Regions from separate parts of the Homo sapiens genome. Here regions 1, 2 and 3 are each linked to region 4. A link is a contact called in ENCODE Hi-C or POLR2A ChIA-PET data. All regions are on one chromosome and are shown on one strand. The core of a region is the stretch at or near the end of the contact, and the rest is flanking DNA. Distances in the headings are between cores, read along the strand shown. Region 1 overlaps HIP1 (huntingtin interacting protein 1). Region 2 overlaps STYXL1 (serine/threonine/tyrosine interacting like 1). Region 3 overlaps HIP1 (huntingtin interacting protein 1). Region 4 has its middle 29 kb from the start of CCL24.

What was found. A loop is a pair of places that touch in the nucleus more often than their neighbours do. ChIA-PET counts read pairs that join two places held with the same protein, here RNA polymerase II (POLR2A). Pooled maps may share reads with other maps.
Region 1: a map with no recorded cell type shows a loop between it and region 4 (10-fold over the local background). The contact joins two enhancer-like sites. A Hi-C loop is called at or near these places in 7 of 37 single-sample maps with no recorded cell type and 4 of 50 pooled maps. POLR2A ChIA-PET finds 5 or more read pairs at or near these places in 1 of 52 experiments (K562).
Region 2: a loop to region 4 is called in a pooled map, with 13 times the contacts of the local background. The contact joins two enhancer-like sites. A Hi-C loop is called at or near these places in 1 of 168 maps with a recorded cell type or tissue (HL-60/S4) and 10 of 50 pooled maps. POLR2A ChIA-PET finds 5 or more read pairs at or near these places in 4 of 52 experiments (AG04450, CD4-positive, alpha-beta T cell, GM12878 and 1 more).
Region 3: a pooled map shows a loop between it and region 4 (10-fold over the local background). The contact joins two enhancer-like sites. A Hi-C loop is called at or near these places in 1 of 37 single-sample maps with no recorded cell type and 4 of 50 pooled maps. POLR2A ChIA-PET finds 5 or more read pairs at or near these places in 1 of 52 experiments (OCI-LY7).

Annotation. Positions count from the first base shown.
Region 1 is chr7:75,661,686-75,665,077 of GRCh38, reverse strand. All of the region lies in intron 1 of HIP1 (huntingtin interacting protein 1), which reads left to right. Among named protein-coding and RNA genes, the nearest start is that of HIP1, 76 kb to the left of the region's middle. Within about 2 kb of position 2,142, at least 4 of the 41 ENCODE cell types and tissues checked have a DNase peak (open chromatin) inside an H3K27ac peak, as active enhancers do.
Region 2 is chr7:76,009,983-76,013,679 of GRCh38, reverse strand. The region is part of intron 5 of STYXL1 (serine/threonine/tyrosine interacting like 1); the gene reads left to right. Among named protein-coding and RNA genes, the nearest start is that of TMEM120A, 17 kb to the right of the region's middle. Within about 2 kb of position 1,994, at least 9 of the 41 ENCODE cell types and tissues checked have a DNase peak (open chromatin) inside an H3K27ac peak, as active enhancers do.
Region 3 is chr7:75,594,981-75,598,684 of GRCh38, reverse strand. The region is part of intron 2 of HIP1 (huntingtin interacting protein 1); the gene reads left to right. Among named protein-coding and RNA genes, the nearest start is that of SPDYE5, 100 kb to the right of the region's middle. RefSeq lists enhancers at 1,753-1,892, 2,807-3,704. Within about 2 kb of position 1,749, at least 3 of the 41 ENCODE cell types and tissues checked have a DNase peak (open chromatin) inside an H3K27ac peak, as active enhancers do.
Region 4 is chr7:75,841,490-75,844,977 of GRCh38, reverse strand. No RefSeq gene overlaps it. Among named protein-coding and RNA genes, the nearest start is that of CCL24, 29 kb to the right of the region's middle. RefSeq lists an enhancer at 1,826-2,045. Within about 2 kb of position 1,998, at least 13 of the 41 ENCODE cell types and tissues checked have a DNase peak (open chromatin) inside an H3K27ac peak, as active enhancers do.

The sequences.
Region 1 (3,392 bases), core at 893-3,392, 180 kb after region 4:
ATATTCACTATATTTCCCAGGCTGGTTTCGAACACCTTGGCCTCCCAAAGAGCTAGGATTACAGGTGCGAACCACCAAACCCAGCCAACCAGACATCTCAGTGTATTTGAGCCCAAATTAGTCTCTTCTTTCCCTCTGTTGAAATGGAAAGTATCTGGACTGGGCATGATGGCTCACGCCCGTAATCCCAGCACTTTGGGAGGCCAAGGCAGGCAGATCACTTGAGGCCAGGAGTTCAAGACCAGCCTGGCCAATATGGTGAAATCCCAACCCTACTAAAAATACAAAAATTAGTCGGACGTGGTGGTGCATGCTTGTAATCCCAGCTACTCAGGAAGCTGAGGCATGAGAATTGCTTGAACCTGGGAGGCAGAGGTTGCAGTGAGCCGAGATTGTACTACTGCACTCCAGCCTGGGCAATGGAGCAATGGAGCAAGACTTTGTCTGTCCGTCTGCCTGTCTCTCTCTCTCTCTCTCTCTCCCTATACATATATATATGTATGTATACGTATACATACACATACATATATATGTATGTGTATATATGTATGTATACGTATACATACACATACATATATATGTATGTGTATATATGTGTGTATACGTATACACACACACATATGTATGTGTATATATGTATGTATATGTATACACACACATATGTATGTGTATATATGTATGTATACGTATACATACACATATGTATGTGTATATATGTATGTATACGTATACATACACACATATATATGCATGTGTATGTATACATATACATACATATATACATACATATATGTGTGTATATATGTATGTATACATATATGTGTGTATATAGTATGTGTATGTATACACACACAATATATGTATATATACATATGTATATGTGTGTATATATGTATGTACATATATGTATGTAAATATACACACATACATGTATGTATGTACACACATGTGTGTGCATATATGCATACATGTATGTATGCACATATGTGTGTATATGTGTGTGTATATACACATATATGTGTATATACACATATATGTGTATATATATACACATATATGTGTATATATATACACATATATGTGTATATATATACACATATATGTGTATATATATATACACATATATGTGTATATATATATATACACACATACATAAAATAATGGAAGGTAGCTGTTCCCCTGCTAGAGGCTGACACCTCCCTGTGTTCTGATCCCCTGTAATCTTGCCTTAGCAGGACCGTTGCTCTACTGATTAGCTGAGTCAGAAAACTAGAAGTCAAATTATCACTCACTACTCCACTCCCCTCCCACTCCCTTCCATTCCCGTCTCCTGCTGGGTTTTACCTCCTAAATACTCCCTGGCGGCTCTGTTCTCTCATCTCTTTCCTATTTTCACTGCTCATGGTCAGGACTCATCTAGTACACCCAGAACTGGCAGTACCCTCTTCACTGATCCCAGTCTCCACCCTGGCCATCCTCAGAGCTGTCCCTGCACAGAGGTCAGTGATGCATCAAAAACTCAGATCTGCTCCTGTCCCCTGGCAAACACCCTGAATTGACCATCTGCCTCCTACATCAGTCCGCCTCGCCTGCTGTAGGGGTAGGAGCAGTGCCGCCAGGATGACACACTCTGTCACCCAGGCTGGAGTGCAGTGGTGCAATCATAGCTCACTGCAGCCTTGACTGCCTAGGTTCCAGCGATCCTCCCACCTCAGCCTCCTGAGTAGCTGGGACTATAGGTGTACGCCACCCCTCCTGGTCTGGACATTATATTTGTTTAAATGATCTGTCTTTGAGTTTTCCTTCCCACTTACACTACAGACATCTGGAGAGCAAAGACGCTGTCCGGGATCTTCCTACTGGCCTGGCACACACCTGGTGCACAGCTGATTCAAAACAGAACTTGCCAAACCACCCACTGAATGTTTTCTTGGTCGTTGTACCAGAACAGATGATCATAAAGACAGTTTATGAAACGTAATTAGGATAAGTGTAAATTCTTGTAGTTACATCTGAAACTCACAGGCATGCAAATATCAGATGGGCAACTGTGGCTTGCAGCAGTTCATGTAGAAAAAAGGTGGGGATTTTCATTGAGGAAGCCTCAGCATGGGTCGCCGGTGTGGTGACGCTGCAGGAAGCAGCTCGGATCTTAGCCACCTGTGCTGGTGTCCTCTGAGAACTTGCTCTGTCCCTGTCCCCATTCTCTTTCATATCTTCAATAATTATTCCTCCTCTCAGCTTAAAAACAGGCCCTCGTGTCCTCTAACCTTTAAAAACCTCTTTCCAGGCCAGGCACCGTGGCTCACTCCAGGAGGCTGAGGAGGATGGATCATTTGAGGTCAGGAGTTCGAGACAAGACTGACCAACATGGTGAAATCCCGTCTCTACTAAAAATACAGAAATTAGCCAGGCATGGTAGTGTGTGCCTGTAATCCCAGCTTCTAGGGAAGTTGAGGCAGGAGAGTCACTTGAACCTGGGAGAGGGAGGTTGCAGTGAGCTGAGATCACGCAACTGCACTCCAGCCTGGGCGACAGAGCGAGACGCTGTCTCAAAAATAAATTAGTTAATAAAATAAAATAAATAAAAGCCTCTTTCCAGCCAGGCATGGTGGCTCACACTTGTAGTCTGAGCACTGGGGGAGTCCCAGGTAGGAGGATTGCTTGAGACCAGGAGTTTGAGACCAGCTAGGACAACATAGCAAGACCTCATCTTTACCAAATAAAATAGCTGGGCGTGGTGGTGCAGGTCTGTACTCCCAGCTACTCGGGAGGCTGGGGTGGGAGGGTTACTGGAGCCCAGGAGTTCCAGGCTGCCATGTGCTGTGATCGCACCACTGTGGTCCATCCTGGGTGACAGAACAAGAACCTGTCTCAAACAAACAAACAAACAAACAAAAATAGTGGAGACCCTCCAGTGTGAGCCTCCTCATCATCTCTGATTTCATCCCCCATGACATCGCCAGCTACGCCCCCTCCTTCCCCTCCTCCCTCCCCTCCACCTTCACCCCTTGTGGCTCACTCACGCACCCACTCTCCAGTCCACCCCTCCTCAGAGACCCTGTCCACTCATCCATCTCTCTCCCATTGCGCTTCCTCTTCACTCCGTTCCTTCTGCCTCCCACCATATGCAAATCTTCTCCATCCTTAAAAGCCTGATTGCCTCCTCTGGATTTTTCCACACTCTTGGGGAACTTCCTGTGACTCCCTGCCCTTCACCACCAGCCTTTCCCAAAGAGAAATCCCTCTCACCACCTCCCACTGCCCATCCTCCCCCAGTGGCTCCAAGGCACACATTTGGACTTAGGCCTGCGTTACTCTGCTGTAGCTGCCCCCAAGATGACATCAGGACCTAACAGCACTTGTAGCACCTTTTGCTCCCCATTCCCTGC
Region 2 (3,697 bases), core at 745-3,244, 170 kb before region 4:
GTGGGTGACTGAGTGGGAGAAACAGGAGGATGGGACAGAGGATATAGAGAAAGTGGAGGAGATTCTGTCTATACTAAAAACACAAAAATTAGCTGGGCGTGGTGGTGCGTGCCCATAGTCGTAGCTACTAGGGAAGCTGAGGCAGAAGAATTGCTTGAACCCAGGAGGCAGAGGTTGCAGTGAGCCAAGATCATGCCACTGTACTCCAGCCTGGATGACAGAGTAAGACTGTCTCAAACAAAAACAAAAACAAAAACAAACAAAAAAAAAACTAGATCTGGACTCCTGGCAGCCCTAAGTTCATGTCTGCAGCCCAGTCTCCCCCATCTCCTCCACTTTTTTTTTTTTTTTTTTGAGACGGAGTCTCGCTCTGTCGCCCAGGCTGGAGTGCAGTGGTGCCATCTTGGCTCACTGCAAGCTCTGCCTCCCAGGTTCACGCCATTCTCCTGCCTCGGCCTCCCAAGTAGGTGGGACTACAGGCGCCCACCAGCACGCCCGGCTAATTTTTTGTATTTTTAGTAGAGACAGGGTTTCACCCTGTTAGCCAGGATGGTCTCGATCTCCTGACCTCAAGTGATCCACCTGCCTCGGCTTTCCAAAGTGCTGGGATCACAGGCGTGAGCCATCCTGCCCGGCCACAGTTCTTTATAAGGAACTGATGGCTGTCGGGTTGAAACAGTGAGCAAAGGTGGACCCATTCAGAGGGCAGGCTGGATGGTGGACCGATACCAAGGTCAGAAAGGCAGGGGCATGGCGGCTCGAGACCACCTCTTTTTTCTTGGCTGTCTGATTCCACAAATCCTAGCTGGATCCAGAGGATACAAAAATACACAAAAGTGGGAAGGATTGGTCAGGCACGGTGGCTCACGCCTATAAGCCTAGCACTTGGGGAGGCCAAGGCAGGAGGATTGCTTTAGCTCAGTACTTTGAGACCGGCCTGAGCAATATAGTGAGACCTTGTCTCTACAAAAAAATCAATAAATGGAGCTGGCTGTGGTGGCTCACGCCTATAATCCCAGCACTTTTGGAGGCCAAGCTGGATGGATCACTTGAGCTCAGGAGTTTGAGCCCAGCCTAAGCAACATGGCAAAACCCTGACTACCAAAAATACAGAAATTCACCGGGCATAGTGGCCCACCTGTCTTGTAGTCCCAGTTACTCAGGAGGGTGAGGCAGGAGAATTACTTGAACCCAGGAGGAGGAGGTTGCAGGGAGCCGAGATCACACCACTGCACTCCAGCCTGTGTGACAGAGTGAGACCCTGGCTCAAAAAAATAATTTAGAAAAGAGATGGGTGGATTGCTTGAGCCCAGGAGGTCGAGGCTGCAGTGAGCCGTTGCCATGCCACTGTACTCCAGCCTGGTTGACGAAGCAAGACCCTGTCTCCAAAAAAAACAAAAAGAAAATCAGCCAGGTGTGGCGACTCACACCTGTAGTTTTAGCACTCTGGGAGGCCAAGGCAGGAGGATTGCTTGATCTCAGGAGTTCAAGACCAGCCTGGGCAGTATAGTGAGACCCCCATCTCTATTATAATTCTTTTTTAGTAGAGACAGGGTTTCACCATGTTGGTCAGGCTGGTCTCCAGCTCCTGACCTCAAGTGATCCACCTGCCTCAGCCTCCCAAAGTGCTGGGATTAGAGGCGTGAGCCACTGCACTCAGCCTATTTTTTAATACAAAAAGAGAATCAGATATTAAACCCCTTTGTCCATCACCTAGCTCCAAACATTGTCAACTCATGGTCAGTTTTGTCAAAACAAAACAATTTTGAGATTCCAGTTTCTGCTGATGACTGGTCCTGTCTGTAGGGGAGGCAGTGGCTGGAAGCTGGACTGTGTCAAGGGACGCCCCGGGTATCTGGAGCCCAGAGAAGGGGCACTTGAGCTTCCCAGAGCCAAATCTGACGGAGGAGGAGATTTCGAGGAAGAGAACTGGGTGGAGTTGTCTAAGGCTAGCACCAGACTATGCAGAGATTTGCAGGCAGGGCCTGGTCCCTGGAGAGTGCCGTGTACAGATGTCTGGCTTATTGAAGCGTCTGAACACAATGGAATGTAAACAGAAAGTGGTTTTAACTTTTTCTAACAGTTGCCTTCAGCTGTGTTCCCCTTCCTGCCCTTAGCAACATCGTGAGCAGATTCCATACTTTCTGGCCACTTTTGGTTACAAAAAACTTCAATCGAAATCATAGTATAGAATGACTGGGCAAATGTGACTATTCACAGGATGTTTGACTGTGTTTAGGAATTGTTGCTTTTCGAAGGTTGTAGTGACATTGTTATGGTTATTATAAAGTACAAGTCCTTATCTTTTAGAAATACAGAACAAAATATTTACGGGTGAAATGACGTGATGTCTGGAATTTCCTTTCAAATAATCTGGGGTGAGGTGAGAAGGCAGTGAGGGTATAGAGGAAACAAAATTGGCCAATGAGTTGTTAATGTTTGAAGTTGGGCGATATATACGTTTTAGAGACAGGGTCTCACTCTGTTGCCCAGGCTGGAGTGCAGTGGTGCAATCATAGCTCACTGCAGCCTCCACCTCCTGGGCTTGGTATCCTCCAGCCTCAGCCTCTTGAGTAGGTGGGACTACAGATGCATGCCACCACAGTCAGCTAAGTTTTAAAATTTTTTGCAGATACAGGGTCTTGCTATGTTCCCCAGGCTGGTCCAAAACTCCTGACCTTAAGCAATCCTCCTGCCTTGGCCTCTCAAAGTACTGGAATTATAGGCATGAACCACCACACCTGGCCAACTAGTGTATAGTTTTGAAATAATGTTAAAGGAAGTAAAAAGACAGTCTAGTAGAAGCTAGGGCGGTTTAATGTTCCAACCTCAAATCTGAATCAAGTCTCATCTCTTCCCATGCCCTAGAGCTGGGCAGCCTAGGGTTTGCTGGGGGCACTCAAAGTAGGGAGGGATGGGGGTTAGCTTTAAGGACAGCTGCTCTCTTCCCCTCTTCTGGGCAGAGTACCTTTGGCAGTAGGGCCCAGAGTGGACCTGTCTGTGTGCCTGGCTGCGTGTTAGTGGTGGGAAAGTGCCTGCTCTCTGGCCCCGTCTGGCTGTGTGAGCTGCTGGTAGCCTCTGCTGCTGGGTTTCTCGGGACCCAGCTCAGCCTCACCCTGGCTCCTTCTGGGGCTGAGGATCTCCCAGAGAACGCAGCCAGTGGTGACTCCCTTCAACCCCTGCCAGGCATCTCCTCCAACTTCCTCCCCTTAACTTGGAAGCCCATGACCCGTCCCCTGCCCCGCATGCCCACATTCCTTCACCGGAATCGTAGAAGGCAGGGACTCATGCCTGAGGTCAGACATGTTCCCAGATCCAGGGTATGCATGCCTGGCTCCCAAAGACATCCCTTTCTTCCACTGAGATAACAGCACTGTGAATTTCAGCTCAACAGGTGTACAGTCAGTTAAATAAAGGAAGTAAAGACAATCAGTCTAGTATAAGCCAGGGCAGTTTAATGTTCCAGCCTCAAATCTGAATCAAGTCTTATCTTGATTGGAACTCCTCCTTGCTCCTCCTTGCTCTTGGAGGAGCACCCTGGCTTTGCAGGGTGCAGAGAGATTAATTTCTTCTCTGCAAACCCTACGCTGCTGATAACTCATCACTGCCACCTCCTCATTTCTGAAGCTTTAGTAAGGTGTAATTGACATGATGAACTGCACATATTTAAAAGGCCCGGTATGGTCCGTTTTGACAG
Region 3 (3,704 bases), core at 500-2,999, 250 kb after region 4:
CTCCTCTGTAACCCCAAAGTGCTGGAATTACAGGGGAGAGCCACTGCACCTGGCCGACTCAAGCTTTGTAGAACCTCATAGTCACTTGAAAGTTACTTTCCTTTGAGAGACCTCCTGGGGGTCAGGAGGGATCTTCACCTATATTCAAAGCCCTCCAGGTCCTTTCTTTGCCTTTACAGGAACACAGGGACCACTCCCCTGGGGGTTGCATAATCAATAGTTATCTCCTTTTCTGAGCATGAAAGCAAAAAAAAAAGAAAAAGAGAGTTTTTTTTTTTTTTCTTTTTTGAGACAGAGTCCCACTCTGTTGCCCAGGCTGGAGGGCAGTGGCATGTTCTCGGCTCACTGTAACCTCTGCCTCCTGGATTCAAGCGATTCTTGTGCCTCAGCTTCCCAAGTAGCTGGGATGACAGGCGTGTGCCACCACACCCGGCTAATTTTTGTAATTTTAGTAGGACCGGGGTTTTGCCATGTTGGCCAGGCTGGCCTTGAACGCCTGGCCTCAGCCTCCTAAAGTGCTGAGATCACAGGCATGAGCCACCATGCCTGGCCGAAAAAAAGAAAGTCTTAGCTTCAGAGGTTGGTTGGCCTTAAACTGAGGCAGGGGCTCTCTACCTTCGTGAACAGGTTCAACCTATGCCAGGGGGAAGAAGACAAGAGCCTTGAAGTGGATTAGGGAATGGGTGACTTGAAAGCCCTCTGTAAGCCCACCACACCCAGGAGCAGCCTGTGGCTTTGTAGAGAGGTGCAGGACCATGCTGGCTGATGAATCCCTAGGAATCTGCCTTTGAGTTGCAGAATCCAGGAACTGGAGCGCTTAATCCCCAAAGGCTGAAGGAGAGAGTCTGCCAGGGGGGTGGCTAAGCTTTTAACTCTCTGTGTGCTGGGCCAGAGCAAGGTGGAGTTCCGGGCAAGCAGAGTTGGGACTTTTTTTTTTTTTTTTTTGAGACAGAGTCTTGCTCTGTCGCCTAGGCTGGAGTGCAGTGGCATGATCTCAGCTCACCGCAACCTCCGCCTTCCAGGCTCAAGAGATCCACCTGCCTCAACCTCCCAAGTAGCTGGGACCACAGGTGTGTATCACTACCCCTAGCTAATTTTTGTATTTTTAGTAGAGACGGGGTTTTGCCATGTTGCTCAGGCTGGTTTCAAACTCCTGAGCTCAAGCAATCCTCCTGCCTTGGCCTCCCAAAGTGCTGGAATTACAGGCATGAGCCACCGCGCCCAACTTCGGAGGCCGCACCCAGCCTCAGAGGCTGGACTTCTGTCTGCAGTGGGAAGCTTCTCCTCACCTGGGCTCTTGGTTACTGTGTCACAGCCAGGCAAGCCAGAGCAGCTTGTCCCGAAGCCTTCTAGCCTCAACCCCTAGAGGCGACCCTCCAGGTTAGATAGCCAGAGAAGCCCAGCATTGCTTAGTGTGATATATGAACTGCTGTTTGCTAGAGGGAAAGCAGCTTGCCTTTAGTGGGAAGATGCTTTGGCTGGAATTAGGATGGCGGCTGCAGAACCTCTCTGGGGTAACCCAGAAGTCCAGCCCTGTGCGAGCCTAGCTAGATCTTGCTCTTTTTTTCCCCAGAAAGACACAGGCCCCTTGGTTTCCTGCATCACGTTTGGTACCCTTGCGATGATTCAAAGCAAACCAAGAAAAGCCTTTATTTTAAACGGCCCAGTGGATTTTCTCAGAGGAAATGACTCAGCCCTGACCCTTACCTACGAATAATTTGTGATCAATCTGATAAAAGATATGAGTAAGGGAGAGACAGTTATCATCAGGCAGTGTGCTGTTCAGGACAAGACATGGGTGCAGAGAGGCCAGGCCTGCAGCGGCAGGGTCAGGTCACATGCTGCCGGGAGGCTCCCTGGGAGGAGGGAAGGGGCCCTGCAAGGAGATTCTGACATTCTGCCACTGGAACTCTCGGGCTCACTCTGGGACCTTGAGTGGGGCCTCCATGAGTCTTAGGTCACTTTCTGTTCAATCAAAGGTTGGACAAAGAAGATTTCAGGCCAGGTGTGGTGGCTCATGCCTATAATCCCAGCACTTTGGAAGGTGGAGGCGGATGGATGACCTGAGGTCAGGAGTTCGAGACCAGCCTGGCCAACATGGTAAAACCCCGTCCTACTGAAAAAACAAAAATTAGCCAGGTGTGGTGGCAGGTACCTGTAATCCCAGCTACTTGGGAGGCTGTGGCAGGAGAATCACTTGAACCTGGGAGGCAGAGGTTGCAGTGAGCCGAGATCGTACCACTGTACTCCAGCCTGGGCAACAAGAGCAAAACTCTGTTTCAAAAAGAAAAAGATTTCAAAGATTTAACAGTCCAGCCCTAACATTCTATGAGTCTCTGATTCATAATTTCTAAATGGTGAATAAATGTTGAAAAATCAACTCCATACAGTAGGGTTTGAAATGCCTAATTAAAGATATCCCAAAGCTTTTTTTTTTTTTTTTTTTTTTGAGGCAGGGTCATGCACTGTCACCCAGGCTGGAGTGCAGTGACACAATCAGTTGGAGGCTCACTGCAGCCTCCAACTTTTAGGCTCAAGTGATCCTCCCACCTCAGCCTCCTGAGTAGCTGGGACTATAGGCACATGCCATCATGCCTGGCTAATTTTTTATAGAGATGGGGTCTCACTGTGGCCCAGGCTGGTCTTGAACTCCTAGCTAGGCTCAAGCAGTCCTCCCGCTGGGCCTCCCAAAGTGCTGCAATTACAGGCGTGAGCCACCATGCCCAGCGCATTTATCTATTATCAGGTCTTTTATCAGCTGCCTTAGATACAAACTGAATAAGCATTAGGAAGTCTGACTTCAGAAATGCTGCTTACACATTTATCACAGATGCCTAAATGGTGAACAGGTTGGCCCGCCACCTTGGTATTCACTCCTGGAGGGCTGGGGACTGAGTCTTATTTTTCTTATTTTCTTTTTTTTCTCCCTGAATGGATTTTACAGGCTTTGACACATACTTGGGGCATAAAAATGCTTATATGTGAAAGAATGCCAGAAAGGCATTATTTCTGAATTATTTCAGAAATCGCTCCTACACCAAGGCCAGGCACAGTGGCTCACACCTGTAATCCCAGAACTTTGGGAGGCCAAGGTGGGTGGATCTCTTGAGGCCAGGAGTTCGAGACCAGCCTGAGCATCATGGTGAAACCCCGTCTCTACTAAAAAAAACAAAAATTAGCCGGGCATGGTGGCGGGTGCCTGTGATCCCAGCTACTTGGGAGGCTGAGGCACGAGAATCACTTGAACCTGGGAGGTGGAGGTTGCAGTGAGCCAAGATTGTGCCACTGCACTCCAGCCTGGGCAACAGAGCGAGACCCTGTCTAAAAAAAAAATAGAAAGAAAGAACGAACGAGAGAGAGAGGGAGGGAAGGAAGGAAGGGAGAGAGAGAAAGAAAGAAAGGAAGGAAGGAAGGAAGGAAGGAAGGAAGGAAGAAAGAAAGAAAGAAAGAAAGAAAGAAAGAAAGAAAGAAAGAAAGAAAGAAAGAAAGAAAGAAAGGACTCCTACACCAAAAGCTGATTTTAGCTTCCAGACCCAAACATCTGTTTAAGCCCACCCCTCTCTAAATGAAGATGTCATCGAGGAAAGGAGCTTTATGGTATCTTCCAGTTCAGAAGCAAAATAACATGTGCTCTGGGTGAGTCATTTAGTTTCCTACCTGAGATGAGTCCTTCTGCCCTAAATGACAGTGCACTTGCGACCTAG
Region 4 (3,488 bases), core at 749-3,248:
ATACATACATATATATATATATATATAGACACACACATACATATATATACACACACATATATATGTGTGTGTGTATATATACATATATATAAACTTTTGTTTAGGTCAGGCACAGTGGCACATACTTGTAATCCCAGCACTTTGGGAAGCTGAGACGGGTGAATTGCTTGAGCTCAAGACTTTGAGAGCAGCTTGGGCAACATGGTAAAACCCTGTCTACAGTTTTTTTTTTCTGTTTTTTTTTTTTGATACAGAGTCTCACTCTGTCACTGAGGCTGGAGTGCAATGGCATGATCTCGGCTCACTGCGACCTCCACCTTCCGGGTTCAAGTGATTCTCCTGCCTCAGCTTTCTGAGAAGCTGGGATTACAGGTGCACAGCACCATGCCCAGCTAATTTTTGTATTTTCAGTAGAGATGGGGTTTCACCATGTTGGCCAGGCTGGTCTTGAACTTCCGACCTCAGGTGATCCACCTGCCTTAGCCTGCCTCCCAAAGTATTGGGATTACGGGAGTGAGCCACCAAACCCAGCTCCAAATTTTCTTTTTTTAAATTAGCCATGTGTGGTGATAAGCACCTGTAGTCCCCACCACTCAGGAGGCTGAGGTAGGACGATTGCTTGAGACCAGGAGGTCGAGGCTGCAATGAGCTGATTGTGCCACTGCACTCCAGTCTGGCAGTGAGAGTGAGATTGTCTCAAAAAACACAAAACAAACAAACAAACAAAATAAAGACAGGGTCTCCTATGTTGCCCAGGCTGGTCTCGAACTCCTGGGTTCAATCAATCCTCCTGCCTCAGCCTCCCAAAGTGCTGGGGTTGTAGGCGTAAACCATCATGCCAGCCTCTATGGGAGCCATAAAGTGGTCTATGTAATCACACACTTGTCAAACCAATTCTATCCGTGATTCTTGGGGAAATCTGTGAAGTCCCATCTATCTGAAGAGATGTTGTGGAGGCTGAAATAACTCCATCTTGGAAGCTAGGCTTCTGATTAACCCTGGTTCCAAGAATGCCTCTAAGATTTCCAGTTTATCTATCATTCCTTATATAAAAGCGCATACTTACCATTAATCCTGCCCTTATGCCAGAGGCGTTAGAACCAGAGTGACTCCATCTTGAGTGAGGGCTAAGAAAAATGAGGCTGGGGCTTGCTGGGCCGCACTCCCAGAAAGTGAGGTATTCCTAGCCTCCAGATGTTTACAGTTAAGGGAACAGATTGACAATGTTTACTAAACAGACCCAGACTTAGGAGTGTCCTGATATCCCGATATCTTGACAACAGAAGCGTTCCTACGATAATTTCGATTCTTGCGAAATACAGTAAGAAAATTAATCCTTTATCACAAACCCTTGTAGCAGAACACATCTCCCCATAATCTTTTCTTATGCTATATATAAACAAGTATTGTCTCCAGGGTGGACACATTCCTCCTCTTCCTAACCTGTCTGTGGAGTAGCTGTGTCCTTCACCACGTTACTTTCCTAATAAACTTGCTTTTACTTTATGAACTTGCCCTGAATTCTTTCTGGCGCGAGATCCAAGAACCCTCTGTTGGGGTCTGGATCGGGACCCCTTTCTGGTAACACTTGGATCAAATCAACCTTGATGAACTCCTACTTACTGTAAATCCTGCCCTTAAGCAAATTCCTACACATTCCTTCTGGAGCATGTGCATTCTTTCCTTATGGTATATAGTTCCTGAGTCTGGGATGTAACAGCATGGAGATCTACCTGCCTTGTGGCCATCCAAGACGATGCTTCTGTCCATAGTTCCCCCAGTGAAACACCCCGTGATGACAAACTGGATTTGTCTGCCTCATTCTTTGGTTTCTTGGCTCCTTCTATACTTAGGGTTGTTTTGCATATAAGGCCCTATTGTGAAACAGATGTTTAATATGAGTCACTGTTCTGTTTAGAAATATACATTGTTGTTACTGTTGATCTCCACTTCTGCGGGGGTGTTTCCTGTTCTGGAAATCTCTCTGCTGGCCCCTGGGGCACCTCCGTGAATAGTGAAATGCTCACTACTTGGCAGGGAGACTTTCAGCTCTGAGTCCAGCCTGCAAACACCCCAATATCACTCTTCGCACAGAGATACAGGCACTGTGACACTAAGCTGGAGGCAAGGTATGTGGGGAGGCTGGCCTGGGGAAATAAAGCTATTTTTGGATCCAATAAAGCTTCCTAAAGCTGAGGCCACCTAAGAGGTATCCGTCAAATGCTTACCTTGTATAGGATTCTTCTGTGTATTTTGGTCCAGTGGTCAGCAAGAGGCCGGGAGCTACAGAACTACCCATCCAGGGCCCCAGGGAAGGTTAAGGACAGGGTTAAACCAGACTTCAATTCTCATCATCCTGATGCAGCAAGAAGGAAATGTCTGTTATCAGTGTGGGTGGGAGTTGTGTTTCCCCTGAAAGGAGTGGAAATTTCACTGAAAGTCATCCTGGAAAGAGGCCAGTCTTCGGAGACAGAAAAAAAAAAAAAAATGAAAAGGCTGGGCGCGGTGGCTAATACCTATAATCCCAGAACTTTGGGACACCAAGGTCTGCTGATCACTTGAGGTCAGGAGTCCAAGGCCAGCCTGGCCAACATGGCAAAACCCTTTCTCTACTAAAATTACAAAAAAAAATTAGCCGGGTGTGGTGGCACACACCTGTGGTCCCAGCTACTTGGGAGGCTGAGGCACGAGAATCGCTTGAACCCGGGAGGCAGAGGTTGCAGTGAGCCAAGATCGTACTATAGCACTCCAGCCTAGGTGACAGACTGAGACTCAGTGTCAAAAAAAAAAAAAAAAAAAGAAGCTTGGGGAGGTGGGTCTCAAAGACAAAACAAAAGCTTTTTCTCTCCCCAGGGCTGCTAAACCTGGATTTTGAGGCACAGACAAAAGATCTATGTTGTAGCTAATTTTCTGACAATTTGGCTATGCTAAGGTGCCTGTCTAGACATCAGTTTAGATGCTAACACCAGTCTAGGTGCTACTATGAAGGTAATTTTCAGACATGATTAACTTTTTTAATTTTTATTTTAGAGACAGAGTCTTGCTCTGTCGCCCAGGCTGGAGTGCAGTGGTGCGATCATAGCTCACTGCAGCCTCAACCTTCCAGACTCAAGTGATCCTCCCACTTAAGCCTCCCAAGTAGCTGGGACTACAGGCTCACACCACCACGCCTGGCTTTATTTTATTTTTTTTGTAGAGACAGGGTCTCGCTATATTGCCCAGGCTGGTCTCAAACTCCTGAACTCAAAGCGATCCTCCTGCCTCGGCCTCCCAAAGTGCTGGGATTACAAACGTGAGCCACCGTGCCTGGCTGTGATGAACATTTAAATCAGCAGACTTTGAATAAAGACGATGACCCTCCACAAAGCAGGTAGGTCTCATCCAATCACTTGAAGGCTTTAAGGTCAAAGAGTGAGGTTTCCTGAAGAAGAAGGAATTGGGCCTCGATTCCACTGCAACATAGAAACCCTGGCTGGGTTTCCAGCCTG